2 separate regions of the Mus musculus genome follow, and region 2 is linked to region 1. The links are chromatin contacts, found by Hi-C or POLR2A ChIA-PET in ENCODE. All regions are on one chromosome and are shown on one strand. Each heading gives the region's core, a stretch centred on a gene start or an enhancer-like site at or near the end of the contact. The rest is flanking DNA. Distances are from core to core; before and after follow the strand shown.

Region 1 (5,547 bases), core at 2,138-4,637:
TCTGTATGTCTTGGAAGCATGTACTTGTGTGTTAAGAATCAAGGCTACAGCCCTGCAGTGCAACGTTGGGCCAGAAATACCTTTGATTCATTACGTGTTTGATTTTGAATTTGTCTTTGGTTATGTGTTCAGATTATTTACTGTAGTCAGTGTGTGTGTGGGAGAGAGGGGGTGGGGTAGGGCCCTAGTGCAAAATAGGTATAAAGAAAAACATCTGCTCCCACCCCTACCCTTCTACCCTAACCAAAAAAGAATTGCTCCTGGAGGACCCTGGAAGCCTAAGGGCTTAGAACCTGACCTTGCTAGAGAGAGCTGTGCAAATGGTAGAGGAACAGGTGATTCCAGCTGGAAGTCTGCTTTCTGGAACTTGCCAGAAGTCCACACACCAGAATCTGCTGAAAATGCATCTTTTTGCAGTATCAGGAGAAACTGTTTGGGGGGGGGGGGGAGGGAAGGGACACTTGCTCCAAAGCCACCTAACTCTGGACTGTGGACTGAAGGAAGCTGCTGGTTGCTGCCTCCTCCTGCTCCTTGTCCTTTGGGGAATGACCCTGCACACACACTGGACTAGGAGGCAACCTTCTTTGTCTTGGAATCTCTCCAGGGCTCTCTATTGATGAACCTTTTCTCTCAGCTGGAAAATATTTAAAGGGCCCAGATTCAGCTTTCCTGAGCACACAAGGAGAAAGAGCGAGGGGTAATAAATCAGGAATATCCATGCTTGTGGGTAAATTCTCTTATTTTGGCACTTACTATATGCTCAGTTGGAATGTGGTAAAATAGTGATTTATAACCTTTGATCTTAGAAAAAGGTGTCCTTGGGAAGGCATCTGTCACTTTTGAGACTGAACCCGGCTAGGCCTGGCTTTTTATAAACCATTAGTGCCACCAAAGTCATCTCATACGAAAACTCTGGAGTCACCCAGTTTGTGGTGGAACAGAATAAGCCCCTAACCCATTTTCCAGATTGGCTCAGCAGTTAAGTGTTGAGAAGCAAGGGTGGGGCAGAGTAGGACAAGATCAACATTTAGTGCTTTGGAGCAGGGCTGAGTATGTTGGCCCATCTGACATCTTTCAGATACATGTAACAAATTATGTAGCTCTGTCACAAGGTTAAAATGTGACACATATACACAGGCTGAAGTTTAAAATTACATTTAAAAAAGTCAGAAACGCCCTGTTTTCTCCAGCTACTTTCTCTTGATATAAAGCTGGTGAGAGAGGTTAAGAGAAAGGTCTTTTCCTCTAAACTGATATTTCCACCCTGACCCTTTCAATAGCCCTCAGGCTCGAGCACTAAACTTCTTGTTTCCTGTCCCGGGAAATGACTGCATGGATCCTAATGACACAGCAGCGTTCTATACTGAGAACACAAGGCTTGGATTTGCCAAAGCCATCAACAAGCATTTACTGAGCGAGCACCAGGTACATGCCAGGCCCCATCCATGGCACTGGAGCATAGCCCTGATTAACCAAGGCCCAGTTCCCATGGAACCTACTGCCATTTTGCCTGAAATAGTGAAAGAACATGGAACTTCCTTCCCACAGAGACACAAAAAAAGTTCCAGGGAAAGCAAATAAGCAACCTCAGAAAAACGGCGCTGTTCTTGTTCTGAGACTCAATGTCCTAGTGCAGACACGGTTATCACTCAAGCCTTCTGAGAACGATTCAGAACACTGCTGTACATCTGCGAGCTTCAGGAAATAACTTGGAGCCAGCAAGATAGCTCAACAGGTACATGCACTTGTCACTTGATCTCCAGGGCTTGTGAACACACAAACACACACACACGCACAGACTCAAATCCCCCCGCCCCCCCCACACTAAATAAATGTATAAAATTTTTCAAAATTTCTAAGAAGCAAGTTTTTTTCAAACAGGCAAAATAAAGCCATTTTGCTTAACTGATAGCTTTAAAAATGCAGTCCTAATATGCAATTATTGTTGAGCTTAAAAAAAAAAACCCTCACGTGTTCAAAATCCTCTTTATGTGAATCCCCTTTATTCTGGATTGGCCGCATTTTAATAATTGGGTATGAGACAGAGGCAAGTCCTCCATCCTCTTATTTTGGAAATTAAATTTACAGAACGGAGGCATTGTATGAGCCTCAGTTCTGGATTTTTAGCAAGACTACTGCAGTCTTTCTTTGCCTCGGTGTCCTCAGTGGCCAGTACTAGTGAGGCCCACAGAACGCCTTGAATTGGGCATTAAGCTACCGGTTCCTCTGTCGTGGAAAGCGCTATCATTAGGAAAAACGTTTTTCCCACATTTGTTGAACCAACAGCACCGTATTAGCCTGCACTTCGAGTTAAGGTGGGACTCAGAAATGAATGTCCCAAACACAGCAGCCTTGGCTACAATCCTGCTTGACTTTTTCCGAATTCTTTTGATTGCCCAGGGGTCAGAGGTTCCTTAGCTCAGCCTTAAGGCTCCCAACACCCGCCAAGTCTCAAAACTGCCTCGGGCGGGCTGCCACTCCCGGGTTCTGACCCTCTTCCGTAGGCCATCACAAGCCCAAGGCCCGACGGTCCACACTCGGACCCTCTTTCAACCCCGGAGTAAGTTGACTGGTGCCTCTAAAGAAAGGGAATGTCAAGAGTCTGCCGGCCGGGAAGCTCTGGGACCGGCCCAGTGCACGCCTCCCGGCTGCGGCTCTAAACCGGGCCGACGGCGTCCGCGCTCACGCGGAAAATTATGCCGGCTCCAGCAGCGCGTAAAATGGATGTGAACCGCACGGAGTGGGATCAGCGCGATCCTCCCTCTCTTGTCTCAACAGGGGTTTCGGCGCGTTGCACAAGGCCGAGCTTGTCTCTTTACGGAGACATCGGGCCCTAATTAGTGCGCACCCCCGCGCGGTCGCCAGGCCTGGGCTCCGCGTCGAACGGGAGATGAGCCTCGGAGGGCGTCTTCGGACCGGCCTGCAGTCTCACCGCCATCGCCGCCGAAACCTGCTTCTAAAGATGCAGCCAGTGCAGCAGCGACAGCAGCCGCCGCGGCTCGCCACCCCACGTTACTTTGATTGACAGCTGAACAAATGTTTCCGCGGTTCGAACGCTCGCACTAGGGAACAGCGGCCAGGGCGAGGCTCCGCCCCGGGCGGGCCGCTGCGCCCCGCCTCCGCCAGCACCAATTCTTTGCAGTTATTGGTCGGAGCTCCACGCCACGCCCTGTCCCCACGTGGGCCTAGCCTGCCCGGCCCCGCCCTCCTGGCTTGCCATTTGTCAGCGGTGAAATGATGGGCAGTAACACAGAACCGCGATTAATGTTCAGCCATCTCCGATTGGTTGATGCGGCGCCCTCGCGCCGCGGGAGGGCGGGGCTCCTGGAGAGCGCCGCGGAGAGCGCGCGGGGCTAGCCGGAGACTGTAGTCAATCTGGAGGCATCCTTGGCCACAGTAGCCGCGCGAGGACTACATCTCCCGGGATGCTCCTTGGGCCCTCCGCGGATGGTCGTGAATATGTATCAGAATGTTAATGATTAGCTGCTGCTAAATTTGGTCAAAGAAGTCACCTACACAGAGCGCGTTGTTAGAGCTGTTCCGAGCGGGCGTTCGGCTGTTGGCTGCCTTCTTCCCCCTCTTACACACTCGTGTATTATTTTGAGGTGGTGTTCGCAGAGTTTGAAAGAGAATTTTAAAAAGCCGCAAGCGTTTCGCTCTTTTATTTTTATAATCCCCTTCAATTTGGGGCTAAAAAAACAGGAAGGAAGAAAAGGAAATGAAATGTGGTAAAAGAAGCTAAAAGGTGCCTTTTAAAAGATCGTTGCTGTGAAGTGAAAAAAAATCTCCAGAGAACCCCCAAGCGCCGCGAGACCTCTTCCGAACCAAAGGAGTTTGCGCTCGCTCTCAGGGAAGAAGCGACCATTCATTCCGAGGAATAGCAGCCAATTAAAAGACAAATAAAAAAAGTTTGGAGTGGGGCGCGAGCAGGCGGGCGGCGCTCGGCGGGCGCGGGGCTCGGCGGGCGCAGGACGGACGGTGCCCGCCGCCCTCAGTGACGCCCGCGGGGAATGCGGAGCCGGCCGCCCGCGCCCAGCCGCCGCGCCTGCCTGCCGCCCGCGTCACGCGAGACCCGCAGGCCCGGGACGCCGCCGCGGGGCCCTCGAAGCGGATGAGCCGCGCGCCTCTGCCTGGCGCAGCCAACTAAAGCGGCGTGGATGATTCGCGACCTGAGCAAGATGTACCCGCAGACGCGCCACCCGGTGAGTGGCGCCGCGCCCGCAGCCCTGTCCGCGGCCGGCCGCTCCGAGGGTGCGGGAGGCGACCGACTTGTAGCCATTTTCTTATTGTTGTCTCTGAAGCCCCGGGAAGCAGCGCGCCGCCGCTCTCCGCCCGCGCGGCTCTCCCGAGGGGGGCGAGCCGGGCGGCGCGAGTCTGCGGGGTGGAGGGCGCCGGCGGCCACAGGCCGGACTCGCTCTGCTAGCTGACGGCCGCTCGACGCCATGGCGCGGCTGCCTCCGACGGGCCACTTTCGATTCCGGGTAGGGAGGGATGGGAGAGCCGGGCCGGGGGCTCGGGGGTTTGGGGGGTGACGGGGGGAGGCGGAAGCCAGGCTGAGAAGCTGAGCCGAGGGAGGCCGCCCGGAGGCACCGGGACCCCAGCAGGCGAGCGAGAGGCGGGAGCGGCGCGACCAACCCCCCCACGTCTCGGACCGCGGGCTGTCCACCCCCCACCTGCGATGTGGGCTAATTAAATATTTTATTGTTGTTCTTTAGGCACCGCATCAGCCTGCTCAACCCTTCAAATTTACAATTTCAGAATCCTGTGATCGGATTAAGGAAGAGTTTCAGTTTTTACAGGCTCAATACCACAGGTAACGATATTGACTTTAGCTGATCCTTCTGTTTGCTTAGCTCTTGTCTTACCCCCTTCCAACACTACCCCCCTCCTCCCCCACCCCCCCACAAAGGTATTACCATTTCCCCCCTGTGGGCAGAAAAGGCAAGTCAGGGCCTCTTTTTCCTTTAGGCAGGTGTAAAGAAATTAAGCATTTTCTTCTCCGGTAAACAGAAAAGGAAGCAGAACAATCGAAACTGGGGAGACTTGGAAAACGCTGAGGCCAAACTTTCGATATTGATTTATTGGGTCAGGAGGCTGGAAGGTTGGGAAGATTCTGGGGCCCTTTGACTTCTTGCTTCTTTATTACTCTGGGCTGCATTTCTTCCTTCTACCATCATGGCATAATTTAAGAGCCAGGGAGTTAAGCAGTGAGCCATTTCATTACTTTTATTAAAAAAAAAACAAATAATAATAATAAAAACAGGACACCCCCCCCCCCCAATGCTTTTGTGTTCAACGCTCTTAGACTTGGAGTGCTTTTGAAACATGTTTGTTTCACCGGGTCCTTAATGATGCAGAATTCTTATTGCAAGAGCCCAAACAAGCTGCTGGACCAGATCAACACCTCCCACCCCCACATGCTATTCAACTTGTCTGTATTTTTTGGAGGGGGAAAAACAATTTGTCAGGAGACCGTGTTGATTCTGATTTTCATTAACCTCATAGAATATTAATGATAGAACCTTCCCTGTGGCATTTTCATGGACC
Region 2 (5,547 bases), core at 895-3,394, 1.3 Mb before region 1:
ATCAGAGAAAGATTTGACAGAGGAGAATATGTTCAACTCTTTTTTTTTTTTTTTTTTTTTTTTTTTTTGGTTTTTCGAGACAGGGTTTCTCTTTATAGCTCTGGCTGTCCTGGAGCTCACTTTGTGGACCAGGCTGGCCTTGAACTCAGAAATCCGCCTGCCTCTGCCTCCCGAGTGCTGGGATTAAAGGCGTGCGCCACCACGCCCGGCTCCATATGTTCAACTCTTACAAGGAGAGGAAAGAAAGCTACTAAAGAGAGCAGAGAGGAGAGGAGAGGAGAGGAGAGGAGAGGAGAGGAGAGGAGAGGAGAGGAGAGGAGAGGAGAGGAGAGGAGAGGAGAGGAGAGGGACTGGGAGGGAGAGAGAAAGGAGGCAGTCTTATTGGGACAGTTGTACAGTGACAGGTTGAAGAGAAAACAAGCTAGATACAGGTAAAGACAGAACAAGCCAGGGAACGAGGAGCCAGGAGATTAGAGTAGGTTGCCAAGTTAGTATGAGGCCAAGCAGAGAATTTCAGGAGAGCTTGAGAAAGAAACAAGATAGAATCACCTGGCTTGAAGAGGAGTTTTGAGCCAGAACAGCGGAGTTGAACCAGCCAACAAGAATTTGGAAAGAGCCAGAAAATGTGAGCGTATTGAGCAGTAAATCTCAGAGGCTGAAAATTTTATGGGTCTAGATTAGATTATACAGAGGCCAGAAGCTTCCAGGACTAGGCCTAAGTTAAGCTCCAGACAACAGTTAAATCAGGTGAATAAAGTTTACCAAGTTCCTTTGTATAGTCCTGGCTGTCCTGGAATTTGCTCTGTAGATCAGGCTGGCCTTGAACTTAAGGCTTACCTCTACTTCTACCTCCCCAGTAAGACACCGCCTATCTCCAGCTATGTAAGTTTTTAAACTAAGGTGCTGAAGAAGGCCGTGGACCTGGCTTTATTCGGCCTTTTCTAACAATTTTGCTCTACTACTCCCAGACTCAAAGCAGTGTTTCTGTTCACAGCCACACCCCTTCTACAGGTTATGGGAAACAAACAAGAGCCCAAATGCTCAAAGGCTGAATTGCACGCCTGTCAAACTGAGGCCACAGATGCGGAGATCAGCATTAACGCTCAGTAGGCACGGTGCCTATTCCTGCCATCCATTGTACAAAAGAACTTGGGAAAATGTTTTCATAGTAAAGGAATCTGGGTGAAACTGCAAAGTAGAGGGAAAAATGCTTTTAAAATGTTCTGGACTTCAAAAGAACTACCCTAGCATAGAAGGGGCCTTCTTGTTCCAGAATCTCAAGCGAGCCTCCAGCACAACTCCTTTGAAAAGGGAACTTGTGTGGAAAAGTTTGAACAGATGTGGCACTGTGCCCAGCTCGGCTCAGGGCCACATTCCTCCGGCCCTGACTATATTGTGCTCCCGTTAATACCTCCTCACAACTTGAGGACCTCCTGCACAAGAGCCAACATTCAGGTTCCTGCTCCTCAGTTCATGAAAGAGATAATGAGAGAACAGAGACTCAGCGACTTGAAAGAGGCTGTCCGCGATGAGGGTGGGGGTGGCGGTAGGGGTGGGGTGGGGCTGCCCCCAAAGTTCGTAGCCACCCGTGGGGCAGTGAGCTAGAGCGCAAGTGCAAATACAAAGGCTTCGTATGTGATTTTTGAGACAGGGACCCTCCACGTAGTGTGGCTGGCCTCCACGTAGCTATCCTCCTGATTTACCCTGCTGGGATTATCAGGTGCACCAGGTCACAATCCTATGACCGCACTCTTCAACCATTTCTACACGCTGCACCTCCTTCTTTGAGTGTCCTGTCTCTACGTCGGAGTGTCTGTGAGGGTCTTAGGAAAGTCCGGTGAACAGTGGGGACTGGCTCTGGGACAAATGCAGCATAGCCCAGCTCAGCTGGAGGTGGGCCAGGAGCAATGGGTTTGCGCGCCACCTCGAAGTTGTTCAGAGGCCAGGGCAGGGGACTCTGCGCCCAGAGGTGCGCGAAGGCAGAAGGCACCTCGCCACGCGGGTGGCTGGTGCAATCCCCTGCTCTCTTGCGTTGACCGCTAAAGCCGATTGAAATTCTAAACTCCAGGAGGAGTTGATTGATCGTAGACTCCGATAGTGAGCGTGGCCAATAGGGAGGGGAGCTTCTGAGCGAGAGCCAATCAGTGAGCGGCCTGAGACAGCGAACCAATGGAGCGCCGACTCAGCAGGCTGAAGCCCGCTCTGCCTTTGCATCCGGAGACGCGGGCTGTTCGCGTGGTCTCTGCTCCTGCCACTTCCCCTGCTGTCGCCTTAGCACCATGGAAGCCACCAAGCAAGTGGTTAACTTTGGGCCCGGGCCTGCCAAGCTGCCACACTCGGTAAGGTGGCTGGGGTTTGGTCGGAGTGCGGGCATCGGGATGTGGGGCGTCGGGATGCGGGTGTTGAGATACAGACAGCGGTGAGCAGGGATGCCGCCGTGGAGAGATAGTTGCTGAGGCCGAAATGCGCTCCTGTGCACAGACGCGGGCGTTCACTTCCAGCCGGCCTCCTGGTGGCGTGGCCTCTGCGGCTCCCGCGTGCACAGGCGAGCGTAGGAGTGTGAATGAATGGGCGGTCGGGGCGGCACGTTTCCTTCCGGGGAGCGCAGGCTAAGCTCCGGGCGCTGGGAGCATAGTCCTCAGAACTCGGAAATTGAAAGCTGCCGGCTTCTCCCTCTTCGCCTCCACCGAACCCACCCAGCCCTTAAGCCTTTCTCCTGGAAACCTGCCTGTCTCCTCAGACTCTGAAAGGCTTTGGTCTGTTTGGCCAAGTTCCATTCACTTGATCGGTGTGTCATCCCGTCCCATCCTGCACGGGTTCCTCCCGCACCCCAGCTGTGCGGAATGAGATGCCTCTCGTGGCCGGGAGCCCATGGACCAGCTGTCCAAGCTGCTATCTGGTAACCGCTTGCCACAGCTCGCAGGCATGGCCAAGAATTGTACAATTATCTTTTGTTGAACCCTGGCGATCTCCCCGGGACACCACGGTCTCTGTTGGGGTAGAAACAGGATAGTGTGAGAGAGGGAAAGACGCCTTTCTTTTGTAGGGACAGCGACACAAGCTGAGAACAGGGCTTTTTCTGCAGCCATTGCAGTTCATCTTACATGACGGTCTTTGGTAGAACTGTGGGACCTTCTGGGAGATCTCCCCCACCCCCATCCCTCTCTGTTTTGGAAAGCTCTGGGTTTTTTGTTTGTTTGTTTGTTTGTTTGTTTTGTTTTGTTTTTGCCAGGTTAGGTAAGGCAGTGTCTCTCAGTACAGGCTAGCCTAGAATTTACTTTGTACCGCACGCTGGTTTTGAACTATTCCTGCCTCCACCTCCCAAGAGAGCAGTGTCTTACTTAGGGTTACTATTGCTGTGATGAAACACTGTGGCCAAAAGCAACTAGTGGAAGGAAGGGTTTATTTCACTCACAGTTCCCTATAACAGTTCATTATCAAAAGCAATGAGGACAGGGACCTGGAGGCAGGAGCTGACGCAGAGGCCATGGAGGGGCGCTGCTTTCTGGCCTGCTCTCCGTGGCTTTCTCAGTCTTTATAGCACTCAGGATCACCAGCCCGGGGGTGGCACCGCCCACAGTGTCAAGTTGACAAAAATAGTCAGCATGTAGGAATTACAGGCATGTGCGATTAACTTCAATGTAGTAAGCCTTCTTGATTTAGTTTCGAAGCTTTCAAAATTCATGTATGGGTGTGTCTGTGTGTGGGTGTGTGTACGCGCATGGGTCAAGTGCCTGAGGAAGTGACTTAGAGGTGGTTGTGAGCTAGCTGATGTGGGCTCTGGAGCTCCAACTGCAACTCCTGGAAGAGCAGTCTGTGCTTGTCCCAGCTGAGCCATCTCTTCCATGACTTCTCCGGCCATCATTTAAAGGAAGGCACTTGGAAAAATTCACTGCTGGAGTAAACCTCTTGTAAATCTTAAGCTCCAGGGTATCGGAGGTCTTCTGGCTTCAGAGGGTAGATGTACAAATAAATGAATACTAAGATAAATTAAAAAAAAGACTGAAAATAAGTTCAAAGATGGTTTCAGATAGTAGGGGGACGGGATCTGGTAGAGCTCCTGCTTGCTGTTTGCTGAGGCAGGTCCTGTTTAATCCTGTTGAACGCACAAAACCCAAGACTCTGTCCCAGGTGCTTCTTTTAATAGGGATGTGTTCACTGAAATTTAACTTGAATGTTTTTGATTTATATATATGTGTGTGTGTGTGTGTATCATACTCCTACATATATAAAAAACTAAGATTCTGTTTTTGTTGCAGGTGTTTCTTTTAGAATATGAATGTATAAACTAAAATTTACTCAAATTGTATATATATACACACACACTATATATATATATACACATACATATTGAGATAAACATATATTACACACACACATGGCCAGTGCAGTTTCAACATAAAATTTAATGATATCTTGTTCTCTCTTTCTCTCTACCTCTCTCTCTTTTTAAGCTAGATTAGCAGGATAGGATTTGTACCCTTGTCAGTCTTCTACAGGTTTAAGTTACCGAACTCCTATCTACGACAGTTCTTAAATGGTATCTCTTCTTGTTTGTTTGAGATAAGGTCTCATTATATAACCCTGGCTGACCTGTTACTAATTATTTAGACCAAGCTACCTTCAAACTCAGATATCTGCTTACTTCTGCTTCCCAAGTGCTGGGATAAAGGCTCCTGTCAGCACACTGGGCCTTAACTAGTGTCTCGATGGCATCTACCAATTAGATTCTTTCTCACAGCGAGCGTCTCACAGTGTCTTTTGCACTTGGTGTTTAATTTTAGAGCATTTATTTATTTTTCTGTCTTTGTTTTGAGACAGGGTCTCTTTACAGCACTCTGGCTGTCCTAGAACTCTCATAGACCAGGCTGGCCTTGAACTCACAGAGATCCATCTGCGTCTGTCCTCTGAGTGCTGGGCCTAAAGGCATGCACCCCCACACCCGGCCTGAACCTTTCTTTATTATGGATATCTTTTATTTACCCGCCAGGATCCATTTCTTGTCTAAGCTACATTCAACATAATTGACATTCTTATTTAGGCATACTGAGCCCCCCCCCTTGTAGTTATAATAGTTTTTTCTTTTTTTAATTTCCTGGTTTAGATAAGGAGAACCTATGTCATATGTTCTATTTCTCTCTCCACCCTTCCTTCTACTTCTGACTCCTTCCTTTCCTTGGTCTCTCCTGATTTCCTTTCTTTTGGTGTTGGGGATTGAACCAAGGGTCCCCAGTGTGCCCAACACATTTTATACCACTGAGCTACATCTCTAGCTTCCGGTTTCCATTGCACTATAGGGGAATTGATACTGCTTATTTGATTTAGTAAGAGAAATTTATGTGAGTAATTGGTTTCCCAATTAATGTCACATCGGTAAGTCCCCATGGCCCTTCAAAGGCTGCCTTATCAGAATGGAATAATCGTATGCAAAGTCAAGATGCAGCCCACAGCTGAATGAAAACCTTTCTTTCAGTCTGGGTTGAATACATTTTCTCTTTCCTCCACCTCCCCCCTCCCCCCCCAGCTTGCTGCAGATGAAACCCAGGG

Evidence for each region. Hi-C counts contacts between places; a loop is a spot of excess contacts on that map. ChIA-PET counts read pairs that join two places held with the same protein, here RNA polymerase II (POLR2A).
Region 2: a map of left cerebral cortex shows a loop between it and region 1 (2.8-fold over the local background). The contact joins the promoter of Psat1 here to the promoter of Tle4 in region 1. A Hi-C loop is called at or near these places in 1 of 37 maps with a recorded cell type or tissue (left cerebral cortex). POLR2A ChIA-PET finds 5 or more read pairs at or near these places in 1 of 5 experiments (embryonic stem cell).

What each region holds. Positions count from the first base shown.
Region 1 is chr19:14,596,023-14,601,569 of GRCm38, reverse strand. Tle4 (transducin-like enhancer of split 4) reads left to right here and starts at 3,387. Exons shown (of 20, transcript NM_011600.3): 1 at 3,387-4,202; 2 at 4,716-4,813. The coding sequence starts at 4,158.
Region 2 is chr19:15,921,656-15,927,202 of GRCm38, reverse strand. Psat1 (phosphoserine aminotransferase 1) reads left to right here and starts at 2,144. Exons shown (of 9, transcript NM_177420.2): 1 at 2,144-2,339. The coding sequence starts at 2,280.